Linked DNA regions of Homo sapiens: region 1 is linked to region 2. A link is a contact called in ENCODE Hi-C data. All regions are on one chromosome and are shown on one strand. Each heading gives the region's core, a stretch centred on a gene start or an enhancer-like site at or near the end of the contact. The rest is flanking DNA. Distances are from core to core; before and after follow the strand shown. Region 1 overlaps MVB12B (multivesicular body subunit 12B). Region 2 holds the start of SCAI (suppressor of cancer cell invasion).

Region 1 (3,882 bases), core at 329-2,828, 1.3 Mb before region 2:
CTCTGTTATTAATGCTGTAATCCCAAACTGAAGTGCCAGTACATAGAAATCAGCATGTCAGGCCTGTCACCAGAGTGTTTGTAAAATACATTAAAGAAAAAAACCAGAAAACAATGAGCTCATTCAACTGTTCTTTTTACAATCAGGCACTACAAGTCAAGGGGATTGTGAATGCTTACAGATTCTACAAGGTTTAAACAAATAAAGCTCTAATCTGCTACTGTATTAATCCCACCCCCTATTTTAAAGGAGGAAAAAGGGGGTGGTGGGTTTTTTTTTTTTTTGCCAGCTGACCTGAATGCCTGTCTTTGCTATTCTCGGGGAAGCAGTCAGTCCAATCTGCATGCTGCATTTGTTTGGACATAAAATTGGATTCCTGCTTGCACAGACAGCTCTGCCATGAATCTGTAGGAACTTTGCCTGGCAACGAGATGGGATTATAGCTCCTGCATCCTCCCTTCATATGGGAACTATAATTTTACCTGCCAAGGCAGTCCTCCAGAGCCATCCCTTGATTCTCCCCTCCAAACACACACCTCAGACTTCTGCAGGCTCAACACAAACCCACCACTGACCAACTCCCAAGGCTCCGGACTTAGGACCACCCATTGCCCCGGAATACCTAGCTGCTCAGAGCCGCCAACCCTTATCCCTCCCCAACGTCTCAATACACAGCAGGGGTGAGGAAATACTCCAATCAACACATGGATTAATTTCAACATGCTTGATAAAGAGAGTCATAAAGTCATGTGGTAAAAATGTAAAAATTAAAAAAAAAAACAGACTCTATTACCAGCACCTCAATTGTTATCTGCTTAAAGTTGTCAAGCGGTGTTAAGTGAACTCGGGTAATAGTACCTCAAAGTACTTGCAGAGATGCTGGTGAACAATGAGGCTTATTGGCAGGTAGTCATTTTCGGAATAAAATTAAATGCAATTGGAGTGGTGGGAGGCCTTTAATTCTGTGTACCTGCCCGGGGCTTGGAGCTGTAAATAATCAGCAACCCTAAGCCTTTCTTCGCCCCTTTCCTGTGGCGTTTCAAAAGTCCTTTACAATTTGTAATGGGGAAAACGCCAACAACTCAAGATCTCAAGGCCATTTCTCAAAACTCATTTGCAAACCAAAACACGGAGCCTGTTTTGCTTTCTTGGTGATTTCACTTTGGGGATATTCCTTGGAAGATATTTGTAGATGCCTCCAGAGCTGTCTGCTCAGTGACATTCCAATTGAGTTTACACAGGGCCAACAACTTCCTTCTAGATCCCCAAAGTAATTTGTTTTGCCATGTTATTCATAAGCCAAAAGGAGTGATTTATCAGCCACTGCCGGAGCCTCCCGAGTCCCCCGCGTGAGAGGCAGCACGGGAGGACGGAGCACAGGCGCCGGAGTCAGACACGTGTGAACGCCGAGCTGGGCCCAGTGCTTGTTGGCCGTATGGCTTTGGGCAAGTCACTTAACCTCAGAGTCAGATTTTCATCTGTCATATGAGGATAATTGTGCCCACTCCGCAGCACCGCTGAGGGATCAGACAGCAACAGGAAAGAACAGCCTGACCACAGCAGCCACTGAGAAAATGGGGCAAGGCTGCGGTTTTATGTCGAAAGCAGCTGTTTCTGCAGGAAATGAGTTTAGACCAGGCCCCACTTCTAACTAGTTCTGTAATTTGGGACAAGTATTTAATCTCTCTGAGCCTCTCTTTCCTCAGCTGTAGAAGAGAGAAAATAATAATACCTGGACTGCAATGACATTCAAACAAGATAAAAACATAAAGCCCTAGGTACGAACGAACTGCTCAGTAACTGTTAGCCATTCGTATTAGTGTTAGTGTTATTACTGCTGTACAGAGGGAAATACCCTTTCACGGTTGACCTTTTTCTACCTGCTTTCACATAAGAACGTAAGTGCAGCCATATTAAATTACACAATCCATGGGCTGTGAGACCCAATCCAAAGACGTTTGGTGGGACGGAAGCAATGTTTGCTAAGGAGTCACTCATTGGGCACCCAGACCAGGGTGCCCTCACACCACAAACGAACATTCTTAGAGGTTCTATTTGGCATGAGCAATCTGGATTACACACACACACACACACACACACACACACAGAGCACTGACTCCTCCTAGGCTCCCCATCTCTACACAGAAGACTGTAATTGAGGGGCTCGCTTCATCCCTCTGCATCCCTAGTGCCCTGGGAGGAATCTAGGGCCACCAGCCCCCCCACCTCCTCCTTCAGGGCAGTCCCTCCCTCCAGGGTCCAGGGTGCAGTGCTGGGCTGCACAACCTCATGCAGGTCCAGGGCAGTTCTCTGAAAGCTATGGGAGCACAGAGGGAAGGCAGCTGCCCCACAGTCCACACCCACAAGAAACTCGACACACAACAAGAACATTCTCACTGAGCCTCAGAAGCTTGGATCTTGCTTCCAAGTCGAGCTTGACTTGCAACACCAGAGATAGCAGACACCACGGAGAGCCATGGTCTGGGGGACCCAATGAGTTACTCCTCAGCAAACATTGCTTTTGTCCCTCCAAACGTCTTTGGGTTGGGACTCACAGCCCCTGGGTTATGTAATTTAATATGGCTGCACTCCTGTTTTTATGGGAAAGCAGGCAGAAAGGGGTCTACCGCGAAAGGGTATTTTCCTCTGTACGGCAGTAATAACACTAATACTCACTAATACTAATACCAGTGGCTAACAGTTACTGAGCAGCTAGTTTGTACCTAGGGCCTTATGTTTTTATCTCATTTAAACATCATAGCAGTCCAGGTATTGTTATTGTCTTTCTTCCACAGTTTAGAAAAGAGAGGCTCAGAGACATTAAAGAAACATTTTTTTAACGTTATAAATATTTAATGGCTTGGGGCAGGGATCAACTGCATTTTGCTCAAGGTAAAGATAAAACGCAACTCAGTGATACTTTTCCACATGAGTTCAAAGGTACCCTGGTGGCTGAGGGGCCACTGGGTCAGTGCACACACCTGCTGCCCACAGCGACAAACGCAGAAACTCCTCAGTGAGCTCGAGACCAAAGGAGCTTTGTAGATGCAGAACAAAAAGCAGACCCAAGGTCCAATGCAGATACGTTACCACTAGTAGCGACCACATCCTCTGGAAGAAGGCATGCTCTAAAACAGGCAGTGTGATCTGCAGCCACGGGGGGTAACTGACAGCAAGGGCCTGACAGGCATGGCCTGTGACTACGGAGCACGCCTGTCCCCCAGGCTGAGCATCACATACACCCCTCGGTTGTGGAGCAGGGAACCTCAGGCTTGGAAGACGCACTTTCTCTGCCAGGGCTCTTTTTACCTTCTCAAAACCAACCCATCTATATTTTTAAGTTGTACTCTTTAACACTTCAGCACATGAATATATTTTCTAAGGAAACCATTCCAATAGGATAGCTAAGTCAAAGCACCCCTTGAATCCGGAGCCGCTGATCCCTGGACCCTTCTCAGAGCAAGCCTTGGTAGTGGTCTGTACACAGTGCCTGGGGTCCTGCCGGCCTGTCTCCCATGCATTCACCTGCGTGTTGGCATGTATAGAAAAAGGACAGAATATTATTTTTTTATTTTTTAGACATGGACTTTTGCTCTATCACCCAGGCTGAAGTGCAGTGGTGCCATCATAGCTGTGTGTAGCCCCGAAATCCTGGGCTCAAGGGGTCTTCCTGCCTCAGCCTCCCAAGTAGCTGGGATTACAGGCATGAGCCACTACAGCTGGCCAGAATTTTGTTTTGTATGTATTCGTGTTTTTAATAAAAATAGCATCACAGCATAAGTAACTGTTTTGCAATTTACTTTTTTTCAATTGACTGTGTTTCCACATCAATTCTTAGAGCTCTGTGTCTCAGCCTTTTTAACTGTTGCATAGAAGTAGGGT
Region 2 (3,722 bases), core at 763-3,262:
GATTGAATTTTCTGAATCTTAAGTTTCTGTGTCTAAAATAAGAGAATATCAGGCAGGGTTAATCTCACTATTAAAAATAGCACACACAAAGCACCCAGTATCTGGTCCAAAGCTGCCTTTTATTAAGGGCTCATACTCATAGGCCATTTGTTCAAATTCATTGTAGTTGGGAAGAATAATCCAAGGCAATGTATAATTGCTAACATAGTGTAGATTTTGTAAGTACAACACATCTGGACAAGGAAATGTTTGATGTAGGATGGAGTAATTGGGGAAGATAAAGAGGAAGTGTGAATTAAGTGTGGACTGGAATGATGGGATTTGTATGTCTTACAGAGTTAAAATAAGCAGAGATCACTTGGACACAATGTGAAGACTCGAGGATCCTTTTTGGGAAGGCGTAAGAAATGAATAGGTCCTGTTTTATTGACAATATCTGCCATATATCAGTGAGGATTGGTCAATTATGGAAGATGCTAAAAAGCAGGCAATGGATTTTTAATAAGGAATATAATAAATGTATTTCAAGATTACTTCCCTAGTGAGTTGATGATCCCCCTTCGTCTGACACAAATTATTCTCGAGTTCTTTCCTCTCTCTGGCTTGATAATATGGGTGGAAACTGTTAGTTGAGATTGAGGTGATTTGTGGTTCTGTGACTTTAGGATTACGTGAAATACTAATTTGGGGGACCAACAGAGATTTGACATTTTTTCAAAGCAATTTTTCAATTCCTACTACAATTTACCGTCAGTATTACTTCATAAATGGAAAGTCATTTTACCATTAAAGATGTAGGTAGGACCATCTCAGAAGAAAAGACAACTCTTTACACCAAATACATTTGGTTTTGTGAAAAACTAGTATCCTAATTTTTGCCGCTTATGGAGATCAATGAGAGATTTTCCCCACCCCAATGTTGACATGTACTACTCGACGCTGTCATATTATTGAGGCATAAAAGATGTTCTAATAAAATGGAAGTGACTTAAGAGAAAGTTTTATGCCTCCTCCCAACTCTGAACAGATGCTGAGAATATACCAAACAAGTTCACACAGGAGTAGAGATTTAGAGAGGCCTTCCCACCTTCAAGAATTTTATAATACGTTAATGAGCTGAGTCTTATTTTCAAGGATGGCTTTGTTAAAGCAGAAGAAGGGTAACTATGCTTATGAAAGGCAGTTTTGCATGCCTGTTTGTCAAAAAATACAGTACAATTTATTTTAAAATTGATTAATTGGTGTAGAACTTGCAATGGTCACACAATCAGGATGGTCAGCTTCCATTCAGGGATCAAATTTGTCCAGGCCTTTCAAAATGGAACACGTTGCTTTTAGTATGGCATTGGTTCTGTTTGTAGTGCTGATTTTTCTTTCATGGTAATTAAAAAAAAATCTTACTTTCTTAAAAGCCTGCACCCAAGCTAGTGAGCTTTTCTGCAGAGGATTGAGCATCCAAACCATGCTTTATTTTGGTGGATTCTTAGAGTTTTCTGGCTGGGTCCTTTTTGAGGGGTAGCTGTGAGCTGTGAGACAATTTCAGCAAGATGTAGGGACAAGGATCGCATTCGAGGTGGCTTAAAAGGAAACACGTTTGTGAGAGTTGCCTCACTGTCTCACCTGCTAGAAGAAATTGGGAGATTTCAGGGCTTGTTTTCGGTCCTGGCGTGGTGCAGAGGTGGAGGGGCGCCAGCAGGTGTGTGGTATGCAGGACGCAGAGCCAGGAGAACCTGGGGCAGGTGTCTGGAGCCGGGGGTGCAGTTCCTACTTTTAGACGCATGGTGGCGCTAGGGTCTCCTCCGGCCCTGCTAGCAATCTCTAAGGCACCTCCGCCGCCACCTGCAGTCTCAACCAAACCTCTGGGTGGGCAGCGCGGGATGTGACGGGCCGAGCGTCCAATCGACTGACAGATTTCCGTCCACACTACTGCTCTAGCCAATGGGAGCCGAGGAGAGGCGCGGAGGAGGCGGGCCCCGCGGCAAGCCTGGCAGAGGCGCGAGGCCCTCCTCCCGCCTCTCCGCCTACTCCAGCCTCCGCCGCCTCAGCTTCCCGAGCGAGCCCTGCGGCCGCCGGAGCAGCTCCCGCGGCGGAGCAGGAGCCGGATGGTCAGAGGAGCCCGGCAGCCCCAGCAGCCGCGGAGTCGCCTGGCCCCCAGGTGCGGGGGCTGGGTGGAGGCCGGGGTTGGGGATGGGGTGGGGGCCAGGGAGCGGGCCCAGGGGCAGCGGCTCGGGGCGGTGGAGCATTCGGGGCGCAGAGACCGGAGGGGCGGGGGGTGCAGGCTGGGGGGACCTTGGGGGCGCCTGCAGGCGGCGGCGCGGGCTGGGCGCGATCGCCTCCTCGAGGCCAGGTGAGAGGGGCGTGTGAGGGAAGGGGCGCCGAGGGGTGAGGCTGGCGGCGCGGGGCCGGGAGGGGCAAGGCGGGCGCGCCCCCGGAGGGGCCGTGGAATGCGGGGGTCGCCGGGCCCGGAGAGGCGGGGCGTGGAGGGGGCAGTGCACGGTCGGGAACGGGTGGGCACAGGAAAGGGGAGGCTAGGGGGGCTTGCGGGGGTGACGAGGCAGACAATGAGTAGGTGGAGGTGGGTGATTTTGGGGAGCTGGGCTGTGACGAGCAGGGGTCGAGGATGGGGTGAGGGACCAGGAAGGTTTGAGCTCAGGGGGAATTGGGGGAACGGTGAGTCCCAGGAATGCTAGGTCTTGGTAAATAGGGGAAACAGGGCATGAGGCGTTTGTAAGGTCAGATCTGGGCTTGGCGAGCCTGTGGTCCCAGAGGGTGGTCTATTTAGTTCTTGACTGGCACGGTAGCGCCGGGAGATGTTTTCTTGTATGTTACTTTTAGTTACCGTCTTATTTGTTTGGTCTGCAGACTGACTGGCACAGTGGAGAAACCGCCTCGAAAACGGAGAAGCAGGTAAGGCAGTGCCTTCCTATTTTGCTTCATGTTTTTCTTTTTGCTTGGCTGCACCTGTGCCGTACTGCATAATTGTATACTGTCAGTAGATGAAGTTTCTTATTTATCCCCCTTTTAAAAGAATATAACCACATGCATGATTTTTCTTTTGAGGACTTCAAATTACTACCTCTACAGTCGATTTTTTTTTTCTTGGTATCTAAGATAATGTGGGAAATCTTGAGAAATCCTACTTTTTTACTTTTTGATGTTGTGTAAGGATCTCAGCTATTTTTTTTTTTAACCTTAGCCATAATTTCATTTTCTCCAGCATCTCTGTTTAAAAAGCTCATCTTGGCTGGGGTGGCTCATGCCTTCAATCCCAGCTCTTTGGGAGGCTGAGGCAGGAGGATCATTTGAGCCTGGGAGTTCAAGACCAGTCTGGGCAACAGAGCAAGACTCCGTCTCTACAAAAAATTGAAAAACTAGCCGGTCCCATAAATATATACACCTACTATGTACCCACAAAAACAAAAAATTAAAAAAACAAAAACCAACTAGCTGAGCGGGTGTTGTGGACCTGTAGTCCCAGCTTCTCAAGAGGCTGAGGTGGGAGGATTGCTTGAGCCCAGGAAGTCAAGGCTGCAGTGATGCAGTGAGCCGTGATCATGCCACTGCACTCCAGTGTGGGGAACACAGCAAGACCCTGCCTCAAAAAATAAACTAATTTTATTGAGCATCTACTATGTGCCAAGTACTGTGTACGAATGCTCTATGTGTATCTTCTCCTGTAATCCTCAAAGAACCCTAAGAGAATATGTAGTGTCACTATTTTA

The links. Hi-C counts contacts between places; a loop is a spot of excess contacts on that map. Pooled maps may share reads with other maps.
Region 1: a loop to region 2 is called in a pooled map, with 3 times the contacts of the local background. The contact joins the enhancer-like site here to the promoter of SCAI in region 2. A Hi-C loop is called at or near these places in 3 of 50 pooled maps.

The regions. Positions count from the first base shown.
Region 1 is chr9:126,468,872-126,472,753 of GRCh38, reverse strand. The region is part of intron 7 of MVB12B (multivesicular body subunit 12B); the gene reads right to left. Among named protein-coding and RNA genes, the nearest start is that of NRON, 60 kb to the right of the region's middle. Within about 2 kb of position 1,578, at least 16 of the 41 ENCODE cell types and tissues checked have a DNase peak (open chromatin) inside an H3K27ac peak, as active enhancers do.
Region 2 is chr9:125,141,818-125,145,539 of GRCh38, reverse strand. SCAI (suppressor of cancer cell invasion) reads left to right here and starts at 2,012. Exons shown (of 18, transcript NM_001144877.3): 1 at 2,012-2,155; 2 at 2,863-2,907. The coding sequence starts at 2,103. RefSeq lists a silencer at 1,894-2,393.